Regions from separate parts of the Homo sapiens genome. Here region 1 is linked to region 2. Evidence: chromatin contacts called from ENCODE Hi-C data. All regions are on one chromosome and are shown on one strand. The core of a region is the stretch at or near the end of the contact, and the rest is flanking DNA. Distances in the headings are between cores, read along the strand shown. Region 1 holds the start of CENPH (centromere protein H). Region 2 holds the start of MAST4-AS1 (MAST4 antisense RNA 1).

Region 1 (4,592 bases), core at 237-2,736, 2.2 Mb before region 2:
GTTTTTCAGTTGTTCTATAAATCCAAAAATCATACATAAGTAGAAAAACTATGAGCAAATGGTAATTTAAGATGACAGCAAGGGTGAGGAGGAAAAAACAATAAAAAAGAAATAGACATCTTTTCATTTTTCAAAACATTTAAGAAAGAAAAAAATGGTAATTAATTTTTTTTTTTTGAGTCAAGAGTCTTGCTCTATTGCCCAGGCTGGAGTGCAATGGCACAATCTTCTGCTCACTGCAACCTCTGCCTCCCGGGTTCAATCAATTCTCTTGCCTCAGCCTCCTGAGTAGCTGGGATTACAGGCGCCCGCCACCACGCCCAGCTAATTTTTGTATTTTTAGTAGAGACGGGGTTTCACCATGTTGGCCATGGTTGGCCAGGCTGGTCTTGAACTCCTGACTTAAGGTGATCCGTCTGCCTCGGCATCCCAAAGTGTTGGGATTACAGGCGTGAGCCACCGCGCTCAGCCAATAATGATTTTTTTAAAACTACCTCTGTTATGATATAGAACAGAGGACCGCAAATTTTTTTCTGTAAAGGACCTGATAGTAAATTTTTTAGGGTTTGTGAGTCACACGGTCTCTGTTTTAGCTACTCAATTCCACCCTTGTGGCAGGAAAGTTGTACTCCAATAAAACTGTTTATGGAAACTGAAACTTGAATTTCTAATAGAGTTCACGTGTTATGAAATATTTTTATGATCTTTTCCCTGCAACACTTAAACATAAAAACTATTCTTAGCTTGAGTGGTCACACAAAAATAGGCAGTTAGGCAGATTTGGCCCAGGACCTTCTCCTGCTCACTAGTTTAGAAGACGAATGTCCCTTCTCATCGAATCTTCCCCAGCAACCGCTTAGTGGAAAAGTATAAACACCGTCCGCTTAGTAGAATTTATAACATATAAAGCTTCTGGGTTACAAAGGGTCGTAGTTCTAAAAGAAATGGTAGGGGCACCTTCCTTCCAGTTTAGCTCTGGCATTCAATTTGTCTGTAAACCAGAGAGGTAGGGGGAGGGCGGGGAAACAGGAGGAGAAATTACAGCTTCTAAGGGCCCGGGGCACTGTGCTCAACACTTTCCTAGACTATCTCATTTAACCCTTGTAACCTCTCTCCAGGGGGTCATTTTTCTCTCCTTTTCGCTGATGAAGAAAGAGCTTCAACAGTTTAAGTGAATGAGGCAATCACGGAGACCTGACGTGACCGAGCGTGAATTCGAACCCTAGCCCTTCTGAGCAAGGGCGGAGTTCCGGGCCACAACGCCCACTTGGCCCCGGCTGAGGAGGCCAAAGGGAACAACCTGAGGAGCAGGGTCATGCGGTCCTCGCTGCACGCCGCCTGGGCGCCGGCGACCTGCGGTGGCCCGCCTGCCCGGCCTTCCCCTCCGGAGTCCGCGGGCTCGTCGGCGTCTTGCATCTGGGGCTGCTCCTCCATTGCTGGTTGAGGGGAAAGGCTACCACTCAACAGGCAAACGCGCTCAGAAAAGGTCGCTTTTCCCGCCACTAAATGGACGCCGGGAAAAGGCCCGAGGGCCCCGCCCCTTCCGCCCAGGGCCCCACCCTTTCCGCCTTGTTTTTCGGTTGCCGTGGTTACTACGGGCTCCTCTTTCATCCGGGCTCTACTGGTGAAAATAACTGCAGACGGCTGGTAAAAAGTTGGAATAGCTTTCGTTAAGCGTCGGATGTGTAGAGTGCTGAGTTAGGGGCTGGACTAGAGACGTTGGGACATCTCCCGGGAACAGCAGCCTGGAGGGGAAAAATCTCCTGACCTAAGTGGTCATTCGGCCTTGGCGCTTGGACACGGGAGTGCGGCGACAGCCATATGTCCATCCATCTTGGCACTTTTCCGTCCTCTGCCTTTGAAGATGGGTGTGCCCGGCAGGCTGTGAAAGATAAACATTAGAGGGTTGTTTAGAAGACTTTTTTGACCTGAGCCCATGAGGTGCATACCCTTTGTTTGGCGGAGAAACCAGTGGCTTCTGAAGATCAGGGACGGGCCACAAGTGCGAGGCATTGCAGACATTTCGAACCCAGACTTCCAGCCTGGAGACATCCACACGCTTCCAGTTTCTTGCACTGGTACTTCATTCTGTCATTATGATTGCCACCACTCGTAACTGAGAGTTGCGTGCCCTCAAGTTTTGAGTGTCTGCAGGGTACCTTTGAGCTTTCTTAGCTGTGTAGTGAGTGGGGGGAATGGAGAAAATGAAGGACAGATGACTGATTTGTAGTTTTTCATTTGGACACTGTCCTTGCCGCACAAGCACAGCAGCTTGAACCTCTTTGAACAAGAGTCGAGAGTTCTTTTACAGCTAATTACCCACTAGTTAAACTTGATCATACTGTGCTGTTTTCTTCCTCTCCATTGTCAATGTAATACGGCTCCTGACAAAAGTTAAATTCGCTGGGCGTGGTGGCTCACCCCTGTACTCCCAGCACTTTGGGGGCTGAGGCGGGTGGATCACCTGAAGTCAGGAATTCAAGACCAGCCTGGCCAACATGGTGAAACCCCGTCTCTACTAAAAATACAAAAGTTAGCTGCGTGTGGTGGCGGGCGCCTGTAATCCCAGCTACTCAGGAGGCTGAGGCAGGAGAATCGTTTGAACCCGGGGGGGCGGAGGTTGCAGTGAGCTGAGATCGCGCCACTGCACTTCAGCCTGGGTGACAGAGTGAAACTCCGTCTCAAAAAAAAAAAAAAAAGCCGGGCGCTGTGGCTCACACCTATAATCCCAGCACTTTGGGAAGCCGAGGGGGGAGGATCTCGAGGTCAGGAGTTGGAGACCAGCCTGACCAACATGGAGAAACCTCGTCTCTACTAAAAATACAAAATTAGCCAGGCGTGGTGGTGGGCACCTGTAATCCCAGCTACTGGGGAGGCCGAGGCAGGAGAATCCTTTGATCCCGGGAAGCAGAGGTTGCAGTGAGCCGAGATCACACCAGAGATGCACGCCAGCCTGGGCAACAGAGCAAGATTCCTTCTCGAAAAACAAACAAACAAACAAAAAAACAGTTCAAAAGACACAGAATGGACTGGTGGCGATGGCCCACGCCTGTAATCCCAGCACTTTGGGAAGCCAAAGCGGAAGGATCGCTTGAAGTCAGGAGAACAGCCTGGGCAGCATAGTGAGACCTCGTTTCTACTTAAAACAAAAACAAACAAACAAACAAAAAAACAACAGGTGTGGTGACTTAGACCTGTGGTCCCAGCTACTCAGGAGGCTGAGATGGGAGGATCACTTGGGCCCCAGCCGTTGAGGACTGCAGTGACCTATGATCGCACCACTGCTCTCCATCCTGGGTGACAGAGTGAGACCCTGTCTCAAAAAAAAAAAAAAGCACAGGATGTAAAATCAGGCATTAGGTTTGCTATTCCTACATGTAAACTTATGGAACATTTTCTTGTTTCCTTTCATTTTGTTTTACAAAAAGGATGATCCCATTGTTAACTTTTTCTCTTTACCACTTAGTGGATGCCTTCCACTGTCTCACCACAATCTTATCCTTTTAAGCAGTTGCCTATCAGGTGTCTCCACTGCTCACATTTGGGACAAAAATAATGCAATGTGCAGTCGCTCACGCCTGTAATCCCACCACTTTGGGAGGCCAAAGTGAGCAGATCACCTGAGGTCAGTAGTTTGAGACCAGCCTGGCCAACATGGTAAAACCCCATCTCTACTAAAAATACAAAAAAGACTGTCTCAAAATTTTTTTTTATAAAAATAATAATGCAATGGTTATCCAACCGTGAGAATTCGGAGGAGACCTTGTTAAAACACATTTCTGGGTGTCTCTAGGATTGTTTTGCATTTGTAACAAGTTCCCAGGTAAAGTTGCTCTTGCTTATTGAGGAGGACACTTTGAGAACCACCACCATAAAGGGTCATAAAACGCAATTAAAAAAAAAATTCACAGTAAAACAAAAAAGGGTGGGTGTAAGGCCCTGCATGGTGGCTGATGCCTATAATCCTAGCACTTTGGGAAGGCGAGGCAGGCAGATCACTTGAGGCCAGGAGTTTGAGGCCAGCATGGCCAACATCGCGAAACCCCATCTCTACTAAAAATACAAAAATTAATCAGGCACAGGGGCACACGCTTGTAATCCCAGCTACTCGGGAGGCTGAGACAGGAAAATCGCTTGAACCAGGGAGGCTGAGGTTGCAGTGAGCCAAGATAGCACCACTGCATTCCAGCCTGGGTGACAGAGTGAGACCCTGTCTCGGGGGGTGGGGGGAAAGGGTGGGTGTGGGTAGGGAGCTATCCATTAAAAAGTCAATAATAAAGATAGAAGAGATGATAGAATTAGAAAACTACCATCTTACCACTCCCAGGGAGATAAATGTCAGGAAAGTATAATTAATGAGTGCTAAAACTAGAGACCAGCACTTCAGAGGAATGTTATAGCTAGTGGTTACCACCTTAACCAGATGGTCAAAATTGGTATCAAAAATGGTATAACAATCTGATGTCTGATTCTAATATAATGCATGAGTTGTACACATCACCTATATTGCCAAATGTGTAACCTGAACTTAACTGTGCTGAAAACATGAGACAAGAAATCCAGACTGAGGAACATTCTACAAGACAATTCAT
Region 2 (4,533 bases), core at 1,718-4,217:
GCCCTGGAGATGAGGATACCTAGCCTTCTGAATCTACATAATAAATATAAAGCAATGCTAGCCCTTTGAGACAGACAATGACTCGATGGATGTAGAGATGATCTTTGGGATGTTTATTTCCAAACTGCAAAACCTGAAAATCTCCAGCAACAAACAGGCTGTCATAACCTTTACTCTTAAAAGGGGGAGAAGAAAATCCCCTTCCCTCTCTATTTTGCCAAATTGAAGATACGGTTTCATGACTTGGGGTGGAAACAGCCCACCCAATGCTCTCCCATTTTACTGGGAAGAATTCAGGTTTCCTTAGAATCTAGGCTCTCTGTCAGTGTGAGCTGTCTGAATTGGAGTGTTCAGGCTGGACAGGTACTGCCCTAAAGCCAGGCTCAGAGCAGCCTGAGAATCCTCCTGCATCTGACTCTCTCCAATAATACTATCAACAGGTAGGTAGGAAGAAGAAAGGCTCCAACTGCTCTACGGGTTCAGACACACACATACGATGCCAGAACAGACTTCTCTCCCTAAGAACTGGTTCCAGGTAAGAGTAGAGGCTGTACCGCAGCCAGGACTACACAACTCAGAAATATTTAAGGGATTCTGTCCAGCTGAAATGGTAAGAAATCATACGAATTATCACCATGTTGAGCAGTGGCCTAGTTCATGTGTAGCATGTATCTCTCTTCAACTTTATTAGTTGTCTTGGAGGTTTGGTGCATGGTTGACACAACTTGATGAGCAATACTACAAAATGAGCAATACTACAAGAGAGGGTCTCTGACCATATATGGCAGAACGAGAAAAACATAGTCACATTACTTAAAAGGTACAACTTCAGAATCCAACATAGTTTAGTGGTATCAACACTTCAAACTGCATCAAAAAGCAAATATGACTTTGAAACCTGCCAGATGTCTCTCTCATACACACAGGTGCACATGTGATTTGTGTGTGCACCCATGTATATAAACAGTGTATGTGAGTATTCCAGGATGTTTCTGAAATGTAAGAAACCATGAAAAACTTCAAAAGGAAAAACTAAGTTTTCTAAAGTATCACATATCCACATTTATACTACAAAAAGTTACAGGTATAACCAAAAAGAACGAACCATTTTCTTGGGTTCTTTGAACACTGAAGCATAGAGATTGTGAAGCTCCAAATCTGAGAGCCTGCATCCTGTTTATCTGACTGCAAAGTTGCTCTCATGCATGTTCACATGTACATGCAAGGCAAGTTTTGAAGGAAAACAAAGAATCAGTATTAACACAACTCAAAAGGTGTGCCCCTCTAAAAGTACAACAATCTTACTTTTCTGTGCTGGACACAAATGTGGTGAGAAATGCCTCCTTCAAAGTCATAGTCTCTCAACACAAGTGTCAGCAAACTCTTGGAACTGCCTGTCACTTGTGGCATGAGCTTCATCTTGACATTAAAATTCTTTTTCTTTCCCCATCTTTTCTATCAAATATACGTTACAAAATGAAAAGGACACTCCTGTATTAGTAATAAATGCCAGCAAACCATTGAAAAATCAAAATGACAAAGTTATGTAGATCTGCCTCTCCACAGATAGTATGAAATAGCTAACCTGGGCTATCCTTGCATCGTACATCTGCATCTTATAAAGGTCAAATATTTAATAGAGAGGAACATCTGAAGGGCTCAACGAAAAGTACCAGAAGCCTCAATGACTGGGTGAATGAAATGGATAAACATGATCAGGTCAAAGGGACAGACTTAGACAAAGTATCTCCTCCTCTTTCCCTTTTTCTCCCCCACCTCTCACAAGGAAATGTCTTATTATCCACATTTCAAAAGGAGAAAACCTATGAGAAGCACATTTATCAGGGTTACCCAGGAAACCACAAGGACGAAGAAATACCTGAAACAGTACCCCCTCCCCTAGCGGGGCATAAACTTTTCAAAGTGTCACCCAATACACAAAACCCCAGCTCCTGAGGGGCTCAGGCAGCTCCGCCTGTGGGCCCCTGGGAAGTGAAAGCATTCCCTCTCCAGGCAGAGATCCCCGCGTTTTTACCTTTGTGTTCGCCGAAGCCTGTTCCCACTCCTCAAATGAGGCAAAGTAAAGTTTGAGAGCACAGTCCAAAAATTGGGGTCAGACATATCCATTTCTTTCTCTCTTCAATTCACTGTGGGTTCAAGGCCATATGACTAAAATGGGGAGAGGTAAAAAAAAGGAAGAAAGACAAGGCCAAAAATAAAAAAAAAATCCCAATTATCTACTCACTCCCTCCAGAGAAAATGTGATGGGAACTGTGATCTCAAGAACAACTTGGAGCATGTCTGAGAAGTACCCGTCCCGTCCTAGCCTTTAATTAACACACAGCCTCCTCTCAAAGGTCCGGGAAACTGATTTCCTCTCGGGTCTGCCCTCTCCTAGTCAGGCTCGGCCAGCTATAAACAGTAATTACATGAGTTGAGCCGTGCGTTCTGCTCAAAGCGCTGTCTGTGGGATTCAGTCGGAGGTACTTTGTCATCTGTTTGGCAGATACCACTCGCCGCTTCTGCGAGGGGCGGGGGAGACGACTATTTTGAGGCTTTGGTTCCGGAGGCTGTTGCTTATCAGCAAAACCATTCACATCCGAACATGCCCAGTGCCGAGTTTCCTTTTGGTATCTACATACAAGGAAAAGAATTTGAATAGAAAAAGCTGCTCTTGCCCTCCCCTCCTGAAAAAAGCGGAAACTTAAAAGCACTTTTAAAAAATGGGCCTATTGGAGGACTTGAACCTGACACCTTTGTGGACCCTTCCAGGGTCCGGCTGGGAGGAGGCGGCAGGGCCTTGTCCCTGGACAGCTTGGTGGCCGCGCCCCCAGCTTTCCTGCATCCCCCACCCCCCACCAGCCCCGGCCGCGCCTGAGGAGCGGGGGCTCACGGGAAAGGGAGCAGGCGGCCGCGGCGCGACCCCAGCCGGTGCCGGGACAGCCCCGCAGCCTGGGCCGCCGCTCCCCCTCCCCGGAGCCCGGAATGGATCCGTCCCGGAAATAAATAAATAAACCCGCGGCTGCTCCGGGTGTGTGCTGCGCGCACCTGAGGCCGACCTGTGATTCACCGCGGGAGGGATGGCAGTGACAACGCTCCGGGGAAGTCCACAGTGACTCCTCCGCCAGGACGCCGCTGGTTGTATAGGAAAAGCACGCGGACGGGAAGCCACACTCACCGAAAACCTCAGTAAACTAAATTTATGAGTTTACATCTGTTCCATCAATGACCACGGTGCACACCTGTTTGGCTTCATGGCCGGCAACTACAGATCTAGGTAATGGTGAGCCCCGATGTGGAAAGACACTACCTGGCATTTATGTGGCAAATGCTACAAGTATTGCCCCTTCAAGTACGTTAGACCTTGAAAGGGCAGAATGAAGGGGGCTGAATGTTCTTGTTATTCATTTTGAAGAAAGGCATGGTATTTAAATATCTCCCCCTATCCATGAATGTTTGTATAAAGTACATAAAGAAAAAATATAATTTAAATTAGCTGCCTTAAGTCTGGTGTAATATGGCAAGAAATACTAAATCAAAAAAGTATATATTCAGCAAAAAATACATCTAAAAATGGCTTAGTCCATGCAGTAAATACCAGGAACAAACTCGCTTACAAAAATGGGAGGATAAAGAGAAGGAAGAGGGGGTGTAAGCTGACAAGGTAGGCGGGGTAAACAAAAAGAAGCCTGCTGTGGGATCTTCTTTATCTAATTCTTGTGGCCCACATTAATATTTTCACACCAAGGACTCCAAGAGTTTTGGATGATGTTTCATGTCCAAGGCTTTCGTATGCGTTATCTCCTCACATTCTTACAGAGCCTCCACAGATCCTTGCAACCCACAGAGGTAGACAAAGAAGGCATTATTTTCTCAATTTTACATTTGGGACTTTATCCCAAACATTCAGGGACACTAAATGACAAAACACACTTCAATAGATATTAATGAGCTTGGTCCAGCATTTTTGCCCCATGCTCTTCTTTTAAAAAATGTTTCTAAGTATTGCAAAAGATGTTTTGAAGGCTGACACAAAAGAGTGTCCCTGTGCTCCGGAGCAGTTTCTAGACCTCAGCACTGTTGACATAGGCTGGATAATTCTTTGTCTGAGGAGCTTTCTTGAGCATTGGAGGATGTTTAGCAACATTGCTGACCTCGACCTACTAGATGCCAGTGCTGACAATTAAAAATGTCTGAGGACATTGCCAAATGTCCCTTGGGAGGTAAAATCACCCCTGGTTGGGAACCACTGCTCCAGATAAAGGCTTCTCTGAGAGGGGTGATACAGAGCACTGGTTTAGAGCAAAAATTTTGGGTCTGAATTCTGGATACAACACTTACTATGACCTTAAATCTCTTCTCATTTTCCCCAGCTGCAATATGGGGTCCATAATAGGACCAACCTGTAAGAGGCTGATATACATAAATGAAGAGGAGATGGCATACATAAGCCCTTTCACGCAATGTCTACACACACACTGCGCATAAATGTAGGCAGTATACAGAAGCTAAGAGAATACTATGCTGACAGAC

Evidence for each region. A loop is a pair of places that touch in the nucleus more often than their neighbours do. Pooled maps may share reads with other maps.
Region 1: a pooled map shows a loop between it and region 2 (13-fold over the local background). The contact joins the promoter of CENPH here to the promoter of MAST4-AS1 in region 2. A Hi-C loop is called at or near these places in 5 of 50 pooled maps.

The regions. Positions count from the first base shown.
Region 1 is chr5:69,186,477-69,191,068 of GRCh38, reverse strand. CENPH (centromere protein H) reads right to left here and starts at 1,486. Exons shown (of 9, transcript NM_022909.4): 1 at 1,301-1,486. The coding sequence starts at 1,434. It overlaps LOC112267932 (a long non-coding RNA gene), which reads left to right and starts at 1,592. Exons shown (of 2, transcript XR_002956215.2): 1 at 1,592-2,078. RefSeq lists a silencer at 1,435-1,554 and enhancers at 1,413-1,707, 1,635-1,874.
Region 2 is chr5:67,002,588-67,007,120 of GRCh38, reverse strand. MAST4-AS1 (MAST4 antisense RNA 1) reads left to right here and starts at 2,967. Exons shown (of 2, transcript NR_111908.1): 1 at 2,967-3,277. The region is part of intron 4 of MAST4 (microtubule associated serine/threonine kinase family member 4); the gene reads right to left. RefSeq lists a silencer at 2,750-3,089.